Linked DNA regions of Homo sapiens: region 1 is linked to region 2. Evidence: read pairs that join two places in POLR2A ChIA-PET (ENCODE). Cell type or tissue: IMR-90. All regions are shown on one strand. Links, peaks and the distances in the headings refer to the core of each region. The heading gives the core; the rest is flanking DNA.

Region 1 (2,921 bases), core at 112-2,611, 66 kb before region 2:
ATAGATAACATTTTAATACAACGTCCTTAAAAAATAGTCACAGTCAATGTAGACAATCAATGATCAATGATGAACAAAATATCACACATTAAACCAAAGCCAGGATCAGTTTTACTGTTGTTTTTTTTTTTTCTTTAGCTCCAGTGTGACTCAGCATGGCACAAGCTAATAAGCCATTCCTTGAAGGAATTCACCGGAAGACAGTATTGTGGGGTCCTCCCAGTTGTGTCCTGGAGTGGTTGCTGCTCTTAGATACAGATCCAGATCAAGTAGAGCAATTAAAAAATGTTTAATGTTCTTTGCTACTTTTTTGAAGCATAAAGAAAAAAGAGCATATCATACCTCCCTGAATTTTCACAAAATGAGCACATCCAAGTAACTAGCACCCAGATGTAGAAAAAGAATGCTATCAGCACTGCAGGGAACCATCCCCCCCTGCTTGTGTCCCCTTCCAGTCATAACTTAAGAGCCATTTTCCGTGTGGGGACTCATTCATCAAGTAGTAATTTTTGCCTTGTAGAGATATGTGCATATCTGACCTAGGAGTGCAAACTAGATTCATACAAATACTTGGTCCATGAAATGCTTTCATTATTGGCCCATGGGCAAGGCCTCTTTTAATTTTTTTTTATTAAGGTACTAATTTACTTATTTTAAATAAGACCACAGCATGAAAAATAGAACACGGACAGCAGCTTCCATCTACCTCTGTAGAGCTCTCACATTCCTTCCCTATGCCTGCCCGCCCTGGGAGTAACTGCTTTGACTGTAGCCTGAGAGTGTACTCATAGGCAGTTCCATCTGCAGAATTTCTGACATCAGACAATCAGAGCCCTGTCCATGATGTATTGTCTGACCATCCCTTCAGAGTTCTGTCTTCTTCACTTGGGGTCCCTGGAACCCCTTTGCTTTGCCCTTGGGTAGGAGAGGCCAAGGAACAAGCCGCATGACAGGCAGTGCTAAAAAAAAAAAAATTCCAGGGGTCAGATCTGTCTGGGTTGGGGCTGACAGCTGGTTAGTGGAAGGGTGGGGACTCTAGCTAGGCTCTTCTGGGACGTGGAGGAGCACTTGCTTACGAAACCTGGTTGGGGTGAGGGGGAACCAAAAGGGATGGTTGTTGGGGTCTCAGCTGGAGGGGCTTCAGCAGCCGGAAATGGGATTTAGATGGCCAGAGTCAGGGGCATTCAAGTTTTTTGTGTTTGTTTGTTTTCAGCTGAAAAATGCAAGGGAAGAAGCCCCCAGAAATGTATGTCAGTGAGAAGTTAGCAAGGTGAGGATGGGCAGCCCCAATGCAATATTCAAAATGCAAATCAATCTAGCAGCATCACTCCTTTGCTTAAAACCACTTGCATTACTGTGGGATGAGCATACGTTCAGACAGACAATGGCTTCTCGTCCCAGCTGTTAGTCATATGCTCTTGGACAAATTACATTATTTTTTCACCCTCAGTTTCCTCATCTATAAAGTGCAATGAATCATACCACTTGCCTCAGTGATATTGCATGGGTGAAAAAGAAAACAAATGAAAGCCCTCAGACATTAGCACATACTAACCATGAAATAAATATTGCACTATTATTATTCATGTTGGTATTATTATGAATATGGGATGGAATCTGGACTTCATAGCATGGCAGAGGAATCTCTCTGGCTTCTGCCCATTGCTCTGTCTCATCTCTCCCTTCTCAGGGCCCAATACGACATGAGCTAGAGAGGAATGCCTCTACCACCTCCCAACCCACACACAGCCAGCAGAAATTGGGTAGCCTTTGCTCAGGCTGTTCCTTCTGCTTACATGACCTTTCTCACCTGAGTAGATGCAACTGGGCTTCTTGACTGGCCTGGTGCACCCATCTGCCAGCTGCTTTGAATATTGGTTGCTAATAGCTCATTGCTGTACTATTTTCCAGAGAATCAGCCTTAGTTATGGAGGGTCCCAGAGGGGAAATGCCTGGAAAGTTATGCCCTCCAGGCATCTTTGCAGGGGCGGGCAGCAGCCCTTGACTGAATGCAATGGAATTACCAGGGCCTAGCCTTCTTCAAGGAGAGACATTTAACTGTGGGACTACTCACACTCAGAGCTCCATGTAAGATCAGGCTGACACTAGAATACAGTGGTTCCACATTTTGTTTTTTTGTTTGTTTTGAGACAGGGTCTTACTCTGTCACCCAGCCTGGAGTGCAGTGGTACAATCTCAGCTCACTGCAGCCTTGACCACCTGAGCTTAAGTAATCCTCCCACCTTAACATCCAGAGTAGCTGGGGCTACATGCATACATGCATGCGCCACCAGGCCTGGCTAATTGTTTAAATTTTTTGTAGAGGGGGAGTTTCACCATGTTGCCCAGACTGGTCTTGAACTCATGTACTCAAGCTCGATCAGCCTGCCGTGGCCTCTCAAAGTTCTGGGATTATAGGCATGAGCTACTGCGACTGGCCACTTCCTCATCTTTGTTTTTCATTTGTCCTTTCAACTTTTCTTCAGTCACCTACAGGACTCTTCTATGATCACTCCATTGATAAATCGTACAAGAATCTCCATCTCAGGCTTTCCTTTTAGGAAATCTGCCCCTTAAGACTACATTTCTTCAAGGTTCAGCTCTGGTGGTATCTCCCCAAGACAGCCCAGCCAGGGTGGTACTAAGTACCCTTCTCTGAGTTCTCACATCCTCTCAAACAGACCCTCTAGCTTGTCGCCCACATGTCATATTGAAATAGTTTGTTAATATGCCTTTTTCCCGCCACCAGATTGTGAGAGGCTTCAAGATCCTCTTTTTTTCTGACTGTACTTTGGCCCTGAGACAAGTGATTGTAACATAGTAGGTGCTTAAGGAGAGAATCACATAGAGACTTTATTTGGATTAGGGGTTAACAAAAGTTTTTCTGAAGGAGTAGCGTTTAAAAGATGAACTTTGCCAAG
Region 2 (2,921 bases), core at 137-2,636:
AGATGAGGTTTTTTTTTCCATATCCAACTGACTGCTCCCGTTTATTGAAAAGACCATCCCATCTTCACTGCAGGCGTTTTCATCTTTGTTTCTGAACTCTGTTCAGTTCTGTAGGTCTATTTGTCTATCCTTTCACCAATACTACACTATTTTAATTACTGTAGTTTTATAAAAGTTTTAATATCTGGTAGTATAAATTCTCAGTTTTTAAAGTTCTTCAATATTATTTTGGGCATCCTTGGCACTTCTCATTTTTATATAAATGTTAAAACAGGTGAATTTTCTCTGGCACACACACACACATACACACACCCTACCTACTAGGAATTTTATTGAGATTTCGTTGAATTTATAGATCAATTTTGGGAGAACTGACACCTTTAAATGATCAAGTCTTCTTCTCCATGAAAATATAGCAAATTCCTCCACTTATTCAGGCGTTTTAAAATTTATCCGAAGAATGCTTTTCAGTTTTTAGGATAAAAGTCTTATTTATATTTTGTTTTCATTTTAAGTATTGACATTTTAATGTTATTTTTTGAGGTAGCTTTACATTTTTCACTTGTAATTGTTTATTGACAGTGTATTTAAAATATTATTTAAAAATATATTGATGTTAGCTTCCCTTCTTTTTTTTTTTTTTTTTTTTTTTTGTCACCCAGGCTGGAGTGCAGTTGTGTGATCTCAGCTCACTGAAATCTCCACTTCCTGGGTTCAAGCGATTCTCCTGCCTCAGCCTCCTGAGTAGCTGGGATTACAGGTGCAGCCACTACGCACGGCTAATTTGTGTATTTTTAGTAGAGACGGGGTTTCACCGTTTTGGACACGCTGGTCTCGAACTCCTGACCTTGTGATCTGCCCGCCTCAGCCTCCCAAAGTGCTGAGATTACAGGCGTGAGCCACCGTGCCTGGCAGCTTCCCTTCTTAATTTAATTATTTGTCTGTAGAATCTTTTGGCTTTTCTATGTTCTTTTTTTCCTCTTTTTCAATCTATCTACCTTTTTATTTTTTCTTTTCTTATTACACTGGTTATGACCAGTGCAATTTTGACTAAAGTACTGTTAGTAGATACTTTTGTCTCATTTCTGATCTCAGATGAAAAGCTATCAAGATTCCATTATTAAATATTAATGTTTTCTATAGTTTTTAAATATATATATATACTCTTACAGATTTTAAAACTTCTATTCTAGGCCTACTTTGCTATTATTTTTAAAAATCATGAATGGATGTTGGCTTTATAAATGCTTTTGAACTTACTGAACTGATCTTATGATTTTGCTCCCATATTGTATTAATGAGGTGAATTATATTGATTGATTAATTTTGAATGTAAAATGCAATTCTGCATTATTGGAAAAAACCCAACTTGGTTGTCATATATTATTCTTTTTATATATGGTTAGATAATATTTGGTTATAATGTTTTCATATAGGTTTATGAGAGACATGACTAATAATTTTCAATTCTTATGTTCTCATCAGGCTTTGTTTTCAAAGCAATGCTGGACATTATAGATAAATTGGGAAGTTTGCAGTATTTTTTTTACTTTTATTTAGAGGAAATTGTTTAAGCTTAGTGCTATTTCATCTTTAAATATTTAGAGGATTTCACCTGGGAAGCCATCTGGACCTGAAGATTTCTTTGTGGAGGCATTTAATTACAAATTCAATTTTTAAATTAGAGGACTTTTTCTTTTTTTAAAAATCCTGTGCCAGTTTTTCAAAGTTTTGCTTCTTCTCTTTTCTCCTTTTCTTTTCTTTTTTAAAGGAATTTCTCCATTTCTTCTAAATTTTCAGGAAAAACTCTAGGATTCTTTGATGTTCCTAAAAATACATGGTTAAGCCAAAAGGTGGTAAAGAAGTCAAGATCAAAGCATAGTGTCCAGGTCCTCTCTGGCCCAGTGGTTAAAAATGTGAACTCTGGCACTTTTCTACTCTTTAGTCTTTTTAAAGATAAATTTTAAATGCAAACAAACAAACAAACAATCAAACAAAAAAACTTGTTTATTCAGCTGCAGCATTGGAACCCTAAACAGTCACTAGACAAGGAATTCCAAGGTGAGAGTTTTCAGCACATTTCTGCTTGGTCTCTTATCCTTCTGCTCTGAGGGAAAAAGAGGGTTGGGCTCAGTCCTCTATGCCTCTCTTCTCTCAAGAATCTTGGTCCCTCAATTCCTGGCTGCCCTGAAAGCTCTGAACTATAATTTTTATGTCCCCAACTCTCCAAGATCATTGCAGTTTTTGCTGACATCTTGGCTCTTAACAGTTGTCCTCTGTCTGGATTCTTTGAAAATGCCACTAGAGGAAAATGGCTCACCTCTGTGGTTCTCTTCTCTCCAGGATCTTGACTTCTCAAGTATTGGATGCTTTAGCAACTCTCTGATGCCTTCAAATAGACATATTTTTGTATTTTAGTCGGCTTTTCTGCTTTTTTCTTGGCATAAACATTGGTCTGCTGTAAGTTACTCAATATAGGTAGTAGATATCTGAATATATCTTTTTTATTAACTTCTCACTTGAACTGAATTTTTGAATTAACCCATTGACTAAGAGTCTTGGTTGACAAGAGATAAGACATCTGCTACCATGATGATCATATTAATAGTAAGTAGCAGCTAAACATCCATTGATAAGTCATGAGGTACCAGATTCTCTGTTAAATTATTTATATGTATTGTTTCATTTATCCTTCTAAGAACCCAGGAGGTAGGTACTACTATCTTCATTCTTTAGATGAGAAACTGAATTCATAGTAACCTGCTCATATTCACAGAGCTAATTGATGACCATAATAAAATATGAGACAAAGCTGCCTGATACCAGAGGCCACACACACAATATTCAAAAGGTATTTAGACTACATTTATCATTGTAGTTGATGTCATTGGGCTAGAAGAACAAGGAGGGCTAAAACTGTT

Evidence for each region. Peaks named below come from ENCODE experiments on the same cell type or tissue, not always from the same donor. Only the 100,000 strongest peaks of a DNase experiment are listed, where the experiment ranks them.
Region 1: POLR2A ChIA-PET joins it to region 2 with 33 read pairs; 3 of 35 experiments call an interaction of 5 or more read pairs at or near these places.

What each region holds. Positions count from the first base shown.
Region 1 is chr12:105,461,596-105,464,516 of GRCh38, forward strand. No RefSeq gene overlaps it. Among named protein-coding and RNA genes, the nearest start is that of C12orf75, 130 kb to the left of the region's middle. In IMR-90, for the core only: no CTCF peak of the experiment used is centred there; a DNase peak (open chromatin) is centred at 1,416; H3K27me3 peaks cover 68 bases.
Region 2 is chr12:105,527,681-105,530,601 of GRCh38, forward strand. The region is part of intron 3 of LOC105369958 (a long non-coding RNA gene); the gene reads left to right. Among named protein-coding and RNA genes, the nearest start is that of CASC18, 180 kb to the right of the region's middle. In IMR-90, for the core only: no CTCF peak of the experiment used is centred there; no DNase peak of the experiment used is centred there.